2 separate regions of the Mus musculus genome follow, and region 2 is linked to region 1. Evidence: chromatin loops called from intact Hi-C (ENCODE). Cell type or tissue: gastrocnemius. All regions are shown on one strand.

Region 1 (5,000 bases):
GTGTACCCAGGGAGGGCATTCTTGGGAGATGTTTCTCACTCCCCCAAGCACTTGCACCTCCTCTCCTGCCTAAGCAGCCCCCCACCAGGGGAAAGTTCCTCAACAAGACAGCAAGAAATGGGGCTCCCTATGCCCTGTGCCAGCCCAGGCTCCAAGAATGAGCAGCAAGTGGCCAGGCTGCCCTCTTCCTCTGTAGGAGCTCGTGTATATGTAATCTACACAGTGGGAAGAGAAGTGCATGGCGGGGAGTGGGGGGGAGATGCCTGTCTCGGGAGGGACACACACCTGGGAGCTGGGGTATCAGCAAGGCAAATGGAGCCCCTGCTGGAATTTGAGAACTTTCTGGTGAGCTGAGCCCACACCAGCTGCCCCCATTTGGGGGTTAAGGGACCCTGAATTCTTCCTCTGCCTCCGCCATGTGTGTGTGTGCACAGAGACTGTCTGACTTTGGTCCCTTTCCCCTCTCTGGTTCTCCACTTCTTCCCTGACACCAAGATGGCGGGACATCATTTTCTTTCCTGTTGTAACACTCAGGAGCAAGAATAAAAGCTCATGACGTCGCTCGTAGACTGAAGAAAGCTATTCTTCTGTAATTGTGTCACCATCCCTGAGCCCCCCTGGCCCCCCTCATCCTTTCCCAGGCCAGGAAGAGGGAGCATTTAGTGACCCTTGGGACACTGGGGGTGGGGGGTATCATGCTGGATAGAAGTTCCTCGGGAGCTGAGCTTCTCGGTGAGCTTTCTTGGGGCGGGAGTAGGGGCTAGGCTGGGTTGGCTCTGCTATACCCAAGGAAATACAGAAACTTCCAGAGGGCATCACGATCTACAGATGGAACAAGTGATATGGAAAGTAGGTAGTGATCCTACCACCTCTGGAGGGATGCAAGCACAGGCTGGCTCAGGGACCAGCGTGGGGAAGGATTGTATAAGCTTTGCCGGCTGTCTTCAAACAGATGTTTATAAAGCGTCCCAGCTATGCCAGGCTCTGTTCCAGGCACTGGCAGGCCAAGGCAGAATCCCTGCCACCTGGGCTCATGATCCAGTGCTCTCCTCTGGCCCTCCACTCAGGCTCCAGCCTAAAATCTCACTATCAGGACCCTCCTTGAAGATGCTTTTGGCTGAACTAGCTCAACTTGCCCATATTTTCCTTCTGTTGTTCTGTGTATTGAGTGCTTACAGTGTGCCAAGGTCTTTGCAACAGAGCCAGGGATCCCAAAGACCCCTGTGACATCCAAGGCTGGAGGCTGGAGAGATGACTCACCAGCTAAGCGTACTTGCTGTCTTCCCAGACGACTCAGATTTGGTTTCCAGCACCCACTTAGCTCATACCACCTGTAACTCTGGAGAACCAACATCTTCTTCTGGCCTCCACAGACACACAGTGAACACACTCATGTGCACACACACACACATGCACACACACACACACATGCACACACATACATGCAAACATCCACATGTGTACACACTCACACATACACATGCACATACATGCATACACACATGCACATACACATACACTCACATCACACATTCACGTACACATGCATGTAAATAATAATAATCTTCAAAAATAGCACGCAGAGTATGGTGACACACGCCTTGAATCCCAGCATTTGGGAGGCAGAGGCAGCTGGATCTCTGTGAGTTCAAGGATAGCCTGGGCTACAGAGTGAGACTGTGTCAAACGCAAATCCTCAGTGCAGAACCAGTGCAGACTGGCGTGCACAGGGGATAGTGAAGGCCTGGGCTGGGCAGATGAATCCAGGAGGAGGGTGTCTAGGCTAGACAGCCAGGCCTGTGTTTCAGAGTCACCTCATCCTGCCAGACTGTGAGATCCATGCAAGTCTGTCTGTGCACTTACTAAGCAACTGCACACAATGGGTTCAAAATAATTGTTAGTTGGCTGAAATTACCTGATTTGAAAAACAGAAACAAAAACAAAACAAAAAACAAAAAACCTTGAGGCCTCAGCACAGCATCAATAGGTTCCAGACCCTGGGGACCCTGAAACTGTGAAACCCAAAGGACAAGTATTTCTAGGGACAGAGAAGGCCCAGGACCACACCACACCAGAACAGTAGGAGGTCTCTCCTACTCTGTTTAAGAGCTCCCCAGGGGTGGTTTTAACCCATGTCTGCTAAAGTGCAGTGCTACATCTGGCCAGCAGGCAGCGCTCACCACACACAGATGAACTTTCTTCTGCCGCTGGAAGGACAGAGCCTGAACCCCTGACCAGAACCTGGTGAGGGGATCATGGATGCGGGATTAGGGCCTGTGGCCTTGAGCAGCCCTTTAGGGGCCTCTTCTTCCCTTACAGAGACCACACACATCTGCCTCTCCCGCCTTCTTTCTGGCTATGCACCACGGAACAGGCTGCTCCCTGTTTGGATTGCATCTTCCTCCCTGAGAACTCTTTTAATGGCACTAACCTTTAATGGAGTTGTCTACAGACAACAATGTCTCAGGAATGGGCTCAGCACAGACTCTTCCCTAGGCTGGAGTGGTGGGAGGGGTGACAAGCAGGTCTCCCGTTGCCACTTACTCCTGTGGAGGAGCAGCAATGATAGATAGCCTCCCAGAAGGCCTGGGTACAAGGGCTCGCTCTCTTCCATGTCTTAAGTAATTTTCTCGGTGCCTCAGGCTGCCCATCTGTAAAATGGGAATAACTAGGTATATTTGAAATACTTAGGCCAGTGGGGCCAGCAAGAAAGCTTAATGGATAAAGGCACCTGGCACCAAACCTGAGGTTAGATCCTGAGGACCCACTAGGTAGGACAGAAGCGACCCTTGACAGTTGTCCTCTGACCTCTGTATATGCTGAGACATTTATACATGTGCACATGTACACTTACACACACTCACATGCACCCACATGACCCATACGAGACAAGATGAGGTAAGGTATTCGGAGAAATTCCCCGGGCTCCAACACAAGCCCTGGTGGGCCAAGAGGATGCTGTGGTGATCGCCAGGGTCAGGGCTAAGGGGTGGCTCATCCCTGCTGCCATGCCGGGCAGCTCCTAGTCGCAGGGAGCTCTGAAAGGCTTCAGGACCGCAGCTGTTGAACGGAGGCCAGCCCAGCACGAGGAGGAGGCCTGGCCTGGCCCAGAATGCCTGGGGAGAGAGAGGAAACAGCAAGAGGACCACTGCCAGGAACCGGGGGCTGGAAGTCTCTGTAGTGCCCAGATGTCAGGCGACAGGACACGGGGGCAGGCAGCCTGGAGCTGGAGGCTGGTATGAGAGACCTGGAGAAGTTGATTTATTAGGGACGATGAAAGGAGCTAAATATGTTTGCCGCTCAGCGATGACTCAGGCATTCCCCAGGGGTTCGAGAGAATGAGCATCAAAGAGCCAAAGGCAAAAACCTCCTCCTACCAGGGCACTGCCAAGCCCCTCCTCCTACCAGGGCACTGCCAAGCCCCTCCTCCACAGTCATAGGAAACAGCCACTCCGGCCTACAAGGCCCAGGCAGTAGCTGACCTCACCCAGAATGACTGAAGAAAGATCCCCTCAGAGAGAGACAGATAGGTCCAGTCCTGGATTTTCTCCAAATTGCTGTGTGATCTTAGTCCAGTGGCTGGCCCTCTCTGTACCCACATCCTCTCCCACAATGAACCAGGCCCTGTCTCTTTCTCTCATCCCATTGGCTTCTCTCAGAAGCTGAGTGATGTTTTCTTTACCAGGAAAAGCTCCCAACTGCTCTCCAGGAGAGAAGCCAGACTCCACAGAACCTGGGAAAGGGGAGGCAGCCGCTTTCCAGTGCCAAGTCGCAGGCCTGGCGCTGGGACCCAGGATGAACTGTGTGCAAGCTAGAGGTCACAGTGACTGACAGAGGAGCAAAGAGAAAGCAGGGAGGGGTTGGGGGAGACATGCCAGCCTGAAGGTCTGCTCTAGGAAGTGTGGGAAACCCAGAAAGCAGCTGGACACATGTGGGAAGTGGGGAGCAGTTTGATGGATTGGGGGGGCATTGGGGAACTTCCCTGTTTCGTGGCTGCCTTAGAATAACAGGACACGGAAATCAGCAGAAAGACCTACCTTCAGGTGTGCAGTCTTATACTGTGGGCAGTGTCCAGAGCCTCTCTGGGGACTCTCCATTAGGATGGATTAAGGGAGACACAGGGGACTGGCAAGTATGTGGGGGAGGTGGTGGCCAACAGCCTAGTACAAGGCCAGACTCAGGATAAACAGGTCACTGTCAGTGGAGGGAGCTACATGGTGCAAGATCCCCTATTGGGATGGTCAGCTAAACTAGCTGAGAGGCCCTCCCCTTCCCCCTTGGCCCCCCCTTCCTGTTCCTGTCCTGTCTCCCTTTCTTGGTCACCCTGCCATGGCCCAGTGGCATATTGTAAGTAACTGCAGACCTGAGTTCAGATCCTGGCTTTCCTCAAGGCCAGCTGTGTGGCTCTGGGCCAGATGCCCTGCTGTCTCTGAACCTTGTCAGCTCACCTCCTGCCCCAGGAATCTGGGGTTTCCCAGCTGTAATCTTTAGGTCCCAGAGTCTCCAACTGAGCTGCTAGCCCAGGATAGCCCAAAGGAAGAGGTAGACTTTCTCTGGGTCTCCAAAGTCCCTGGCCACTCTCTTCTCTTACCTTAAAAGCGGCAGTGGTCTAGCCTTAACAACTCTACCACTAATGACTCCACAGTTATCCCTCCGTTTTCTTTTTCTTAGAGTTGTTTGGAGGTTTGGTTGCTTGAAATGGGGTTTCACGGTTCTAGGCTGGCCTAGAACTCATGGGTAGTCCTCCTGCCTTAGCTCCTTGAATACTGGGATTCATTTTCTGAGACAGAGTCTCACTCTGTAACCCATGCTAGCATCAACTCATGGTGCACCCCTTCCTCGGCCTCTGAGATTCTAGGGTTCCAACTCTCTGCCTCCACACTCAGCCTCCCCTTGATTTCTTGACATCTCCGTGTTCCGCACGAGACACAGACAGCACAGCCCACCCGGGCCAGCACGGATGCCACAACCCAAAATGCCAAACATATCAGCCACTCGAG
Region 2 (5,000 bases), 160 kb after region 1:
ATACATATACATACACAGGACCTCCCTCTGTTACAGACCTAACCCTCTCTAGAGATAAATACCCACAATAAACATAAACAATACAAGCATGCACACAGATGGACAGGTGGACAGGTGGTGGCAGGTGCAGAGACAGAGGATTCCACAGAAGGCACCCACACGTGGCCACCACTCACCTGATCTCACGGACATTCTTCTCAGTCACCTCCACGTGGATGACAATGGGGTAGACCTCGCTGTGCACCAACTCCCGCACTCCCCGTGCACCCAGCTCCAACAGGCAGTGCTTCTTTTCAGACAGACAGACAGACAGTTTACTCCTGGGCCCACCCTTCCCTGCTGCATCCACCCCTGCCAACACCTCTCAGGGGACAGTCCTGCTTCATCAGCAAAGAACCAAAGGAAACTGGAGACGCAGACTCATGTGTGTGCTGGGAGACGGTCAGGTCTCTCCGGACCTCCGACTCTACTCTCATCCCCACCAGCCACCCCCCTGCAGCCCCAGCCAACAAACAGAACAATGGAAGTTCAGGAATAACAATGTTCAGGTAAGAGATACCAGCCCACTCCTCAAGTAACCCACAAGGTCATCATCTCAACCCAGCCCAAGGGGTGGCCCAGATGCTGGTTCTGGGTCCCAGAGGGCAGCCTTGCCCCCTCTGGCACTTACCTTCCCGACAGACTCCTGGATGGCACGGATCCTGCTGCCTAGCCCAGCAGTGGCCGGCCAGGCTTTGGGGGCTCCGGGAGCTGAGGACGTACACTGTTCCTCCCCAGAGAGGCTCTCTGTGGAGAACAAGGACGTGTATGACTCAGGACCACAGGCCTGGCTGCCCACTGCCACCCAGATGCATTGCCCCTCCAGCCCATACCAATACAGCCACCCACCCAGGCGGCAGGCAGGCTCACCTGCTGGGCACACTTGGAAATCCAGCCTGGAGCTTGGCAGATCCAGCAGGTTACGGATGAGGCGAGGCGCCAGGCACTCAGGCAGGAGGACCACAGGCCTCAAGGCAGACACCAACAGCGGTCGCACCAGGCTGTAGGGTTTTAGGCTTCGTTCTAGCTCTGCAGAGAAGGAGTATGGAAGAGGTGAGGAGTTCCCCAGCGTACTTAAGTCAACATCATCTTCTGCCACACACACACACACACTCCCTCTCCCTCTCCCTCACCCTCTCCCTCTCCCTCTCCCTCTCCCTCTCCCTCTCCCTCTCCCTCTCCCTCTCCCTCTCCCTCTCCCTCTCCCTCTCCCTCTCCCTCTCCCTCTCCCTCGCCCTGGTATTCTCGCAGAAGGCATCTTTCTGATCCTGTCTCAGGTCTGCCCCCTACAGGCCACTCTGCAGTCAGCACCTAGGCTCCCAGCCATCAACACGATCATGTGACTGACTCCCTGCTTTCAATGCTGGGCTGACTTCCCAACATCCCAGGGCAAAGGTCACATCCTCCCAGTGGTAACAAAGGCCCTGTCTGAAAGCCTGGGGTGAATTCAGCATCGGACCTGCTCTTGCTTTAGCTGCCTGCAATGTTAGGGCTTTTGCCTGCCGCTCAGAGCCATGCACCGTCAGCCCAGGTAACTTCCACTAGCCACCACAAACTCAAGTCTCACCTTCCTAGGTTCCCTGCACATGGGCACCTGGCTCTAACTACACTCATGGTCTCATCTGCTAGACAAGACGCCCCTAAGCAAGGGGTTGCTGATTGCCCTGGACTTCAAAGAGGCTCTCCCCACCTTCAAAGTCACCACCCACACCGAGCTCCTGTGACCGTGCATGAGCCTCACCTCCATCAGGAGTAGGCTCCTCTCCCTCTCTTCCCAAACCTTCCCTCACCTCCGCATCCCTGGTGCCCTTCAGAAGTACCATTTTCTCATCTGGCTCCTCCCCAGCCCCTTGCTCTCCTCAGTGTGGTGGATGTTACTGGTTGTCCACGCTCCTCAGAGCCACTTGCAAACACACACACCAGCACCTGCCAGTGGGCTCTCTTCAATCCATCCCACCATCAGGGAGCCTTGTCGCTCTGGATTGTTCCCACTGCTAAGCCAGGGGCCACCCAGAGGCACACTGGGCACTTGAGCAGAGGGCATGTCCCCTATGTCCTCAGACTTACCTGAGCAGGGCTCTGCAGGGAGCTGTTCTGCTGAGTCTCCTGCAGTGCCCCCTGCAGGCTTGGGCCTCACCAACCCTAGGGCTCGCTTCTTCAGCTAGGTGGACAAGGAAGGGAGATCGTTGTCACAATCCATCCCAGCAACGAGGGAATGCTGAGGGGGCATCCTGCCACTGCCGTCCAGATTCAACAGTTCCGCACATAGCCACCCTCCTCCCTGTCCCCACCCCCTCCTATCCCGTCGACACCCCCCCAAGTTATCGTTCCATCCCCACACTCCTCATCCCACATCCCCACCCTCAGGCTACTCCAGCACAGTCTCTCCACCAATGAACGAGCAGCAAGCCCTTGGGTAGGAAAACCTAGGACACTCACTCACACTACTTAGCCCAAGCCTGGCAGGCACGGAGCACGCACAGGAGCGGGCACTGGGCCCCAGGCATGCATGGACTCACAGACGCTGCTTGCTGTCCAGGAGGCAGGTGAGCAGCAGACAGGTGAACATGCACAGCTGCATGCTCTTCACAGCCCCCCTGAACACACATGCCCTGGCCACTCTCCAGCAATGGGATCCCCCAGGGGCCTTATCAAGGGCCCTCACTTTACCATGGGCACAATGGTGACCCACCCCAGGGACTGAAAAAGAGAGTATGACTGTTCTCTGGTGCCCACTGTGTACTAGACAAACACTAGACTAGAGCATGGGCCCGTTCCAGACATTTCATCTCTCAACTATCCTGCACAGGGAAACTAATGTTCTGTCTCCTGGGCACCTAGATCAAGGAGGCCTGCCCTCTTTTCTCTCCTCAGGGATGACCGAATACTCAGCCTGCCCATCATCCCTACTTACGTTGCTTCGAGGACTTCGGTGTCTGCTGGAGATCAAGTATTTTTCCTGGACTTCTAGGAGCTGCTGAGCTCTGCGGGAGGAAGGTTGGGTCACACATGGTACAAGAAAAGCAAGCCTCAACACCTTCTCCTCCAATCCATCCTGTCCCAGAAGGCAGGGAGGGACTCCTTGGGAAAGAGGGCTACATCCCCATACCAGGTCCCACGGGCCCCCCACCCCAGGCTTCCGGCATCACCTCTGATAATTGGGCACGGTGCCCCGGTCCAGGTCCCGTAAGGTGAGGGTGTCCACTCGAGTACAGAACCACTCCTGCCTCCGCTTGTGGGCTGGGTCCACCAACCGCAGGATCTCTTGGGCTTTCACACAAAGGGCATGGGGATCCGACCGCTCGGGCAGGGAGAAGTTGGCTCGAATGTAGAAGGGCTCGGCACCCGGTCCCTTTGCCCAGGCATCCAGGGCCTCATGGAAGGAATGACAGGCTGGGTTTGGCAGGGTAGGGAGGACACAGGAGGCTAGTGAGCCCAGAGATCAGCTTCAAGGGACCTCGGGGACTGATGAGACCCTCTACAGGCTTGGCCTGCAAGGACCTTCTTTGAGCAAGGAACTTAGGTACAGGAGTTACTGTTTCACCGTTGGTGCTTACTAGCTGCAGAAAGAGAACGCATGCGCACGTGCACACCTAAAGGATGCCACAGCCCTGCAGGGTACTGGGACATAGGCTTCTGTATCTACCTCTGGGCCCTTCTATTCCTACCCCACATCCCGGACTGAAGGAGCCCTGACTGGCTGGGTCTCATGAGTTCAACAGGTTCTCCCGTAGGCCAGGCTCACCCTTTGAGTCCAGCAGGAAGGGGAGGGTGGAGCTCTGGTTCCAGGGCAAGGTCCTCTGCTGGGCCTCCGCTTCCAGGCCTGCCCCCTCCAGACCAGTGCCTTCCGCCCTCGGCTGAGCCCAAGCAGACAGTGGATGATTTTAGGGATGTAGCTCTGTCAGGATGCTGTCACCATGCCCCCCCAAGGTTCCCCCCAACTCCTCATGCCACACCCCTACCCTCACCCCACCCCACCCCACCCCACCTCCCCACCCCCGTCTACCAAGTCAGATGTTAGTCACTGCAGGCTGAGGGCAGAGCAACTTCTACTTCAGGCAGTCCCCAGAAGCCCCACCCGTGGATGCTCCACCAACCAATGTCCACCCTTGCTGATGCAGAACCCCTGCCCCTAGAGGGATCTCACCTCTTTCTGTTCTGTCCTGGCTGACCCAGGCCCAGACAACACCCTTCGCACCACCGCCCCAGACCACCTGTCTCCAAGGCCCGGCATGCTATCTGGACTCTTATCCTGGGGATCCAGGCCTGCGGGGGGACTCCAGCCGGACACTCGGATGGCCAGAGACCTGAGAGAAAGGGAGGAAGGTGGGAATGAGAATCCAGTCAGTACTGTCACAGAGTCCCCGGAAGGCAACCATGATTCTGCTGCCTGAAGAGACCATGGATCTCACCCAGGGCCAGTGTTCCTGAAGTGCCCTCTGCAACACCCTCCCCCCTCTCCCCAGCCTGGTCATCATGCTGCTGCTTCAAAACTCAAGCCTCTCCCTCCCAGATCCGCCCTCCCACTAACCCCACCCCTACCCAGCAGCACCCCCTGCCAGGTTCTGTATTTTCTCTTCAGTTCTGCCCATTTCAAAGCCCTTCAGGTCCAGACATCTGCGGAAATCCAGCCTGCGCCCCTAACACCAAACCCAGCACCTGACACATTGAGAACAAAGGAACACAGCTTACTCACAGGACCCGTTAGCCTCTAATTTAGAAGCAGCTAAATTAGAGGGAGGGGTGCAGAGGGTAGGAAGGGGAGGATACAGCTGGGTGCCATCTCAGTATGGAACCCAAGTGCTTTGTGACACAGGGTGAGGAGTCAGGCTCTGGGGTGATGGGGAGGCTTGCGGCACAGAGACAGCTTTGCAGCAGGTTCAATATCAAGAGCAGCAGCGGACGCAGTAAGAAAGTCCAGGTGCTACATGTGTCCCCCAGCACCAACTTAAAAGCCTGAG

Evidence for each region. Peaks named below come from ENCODE experiments on the same cell type or tissue, not always from the same donor. Only the 100,000 strongest peaks of a DNase experiment are listed, where the experiment ranks them.
Region 2: it touches region 1 in a loop (4-fold over the local background); 1 of 42 quality-filtered maps calls a loop at or near these places.

What each region holds. Positions count from the first base shown.
Region 1 is chr15:78,621,448-78,626,447 of GRCm38, forward strand. It overlaps Cyth4 (cytohesin 4), which reads left to right. Exons shown (of 13, transcript NM_028195.3): 13 at 1-572. Among named protein-coding and RNA genes, the nearest start is that of Gm52187, 5.3 kb to the right of the region's middle. In gastrocnemius, no CTCF peak of the experiment used is centred here; DNase peaks (open chromatin) are centred at 2,176, 3,153, 3,374 and 3,735; H3K4me3 peaks cover 311 bases; H3K27ac peaks cover 1,806 bases.
Region 2 is chr15:78,777,289-78,782,288 of GRCm38, forward strand. It overlaps Card10 (caspase recruitment domain family, member 10), which reads right to left. Exons shown (of 21, transcript NM_130859.2): 13 at 4,187-4,346; 14 at 3,785-3,896; 15 at 3,189-3,432; 16 at 2,954-3,023; 17 at 2,107-2,200; 18 at 910-1,068; 19 at 671-786; 20 at 177-289. Among named protein-coding and RNA genes, the nearest start is that of Mfng, 6.3 kb to the left of the region's middle. In gastrocnemius, CTCF peaks have their summits at 1,361 (motif pointing left) and 2,139 (motif pointing left); DNase peaks (open chromatin) are centred at 904, 1,341 and 3,226; H3K4me3 peaks cover 688 bases; H3K27ac peaks cover 3,318 bases.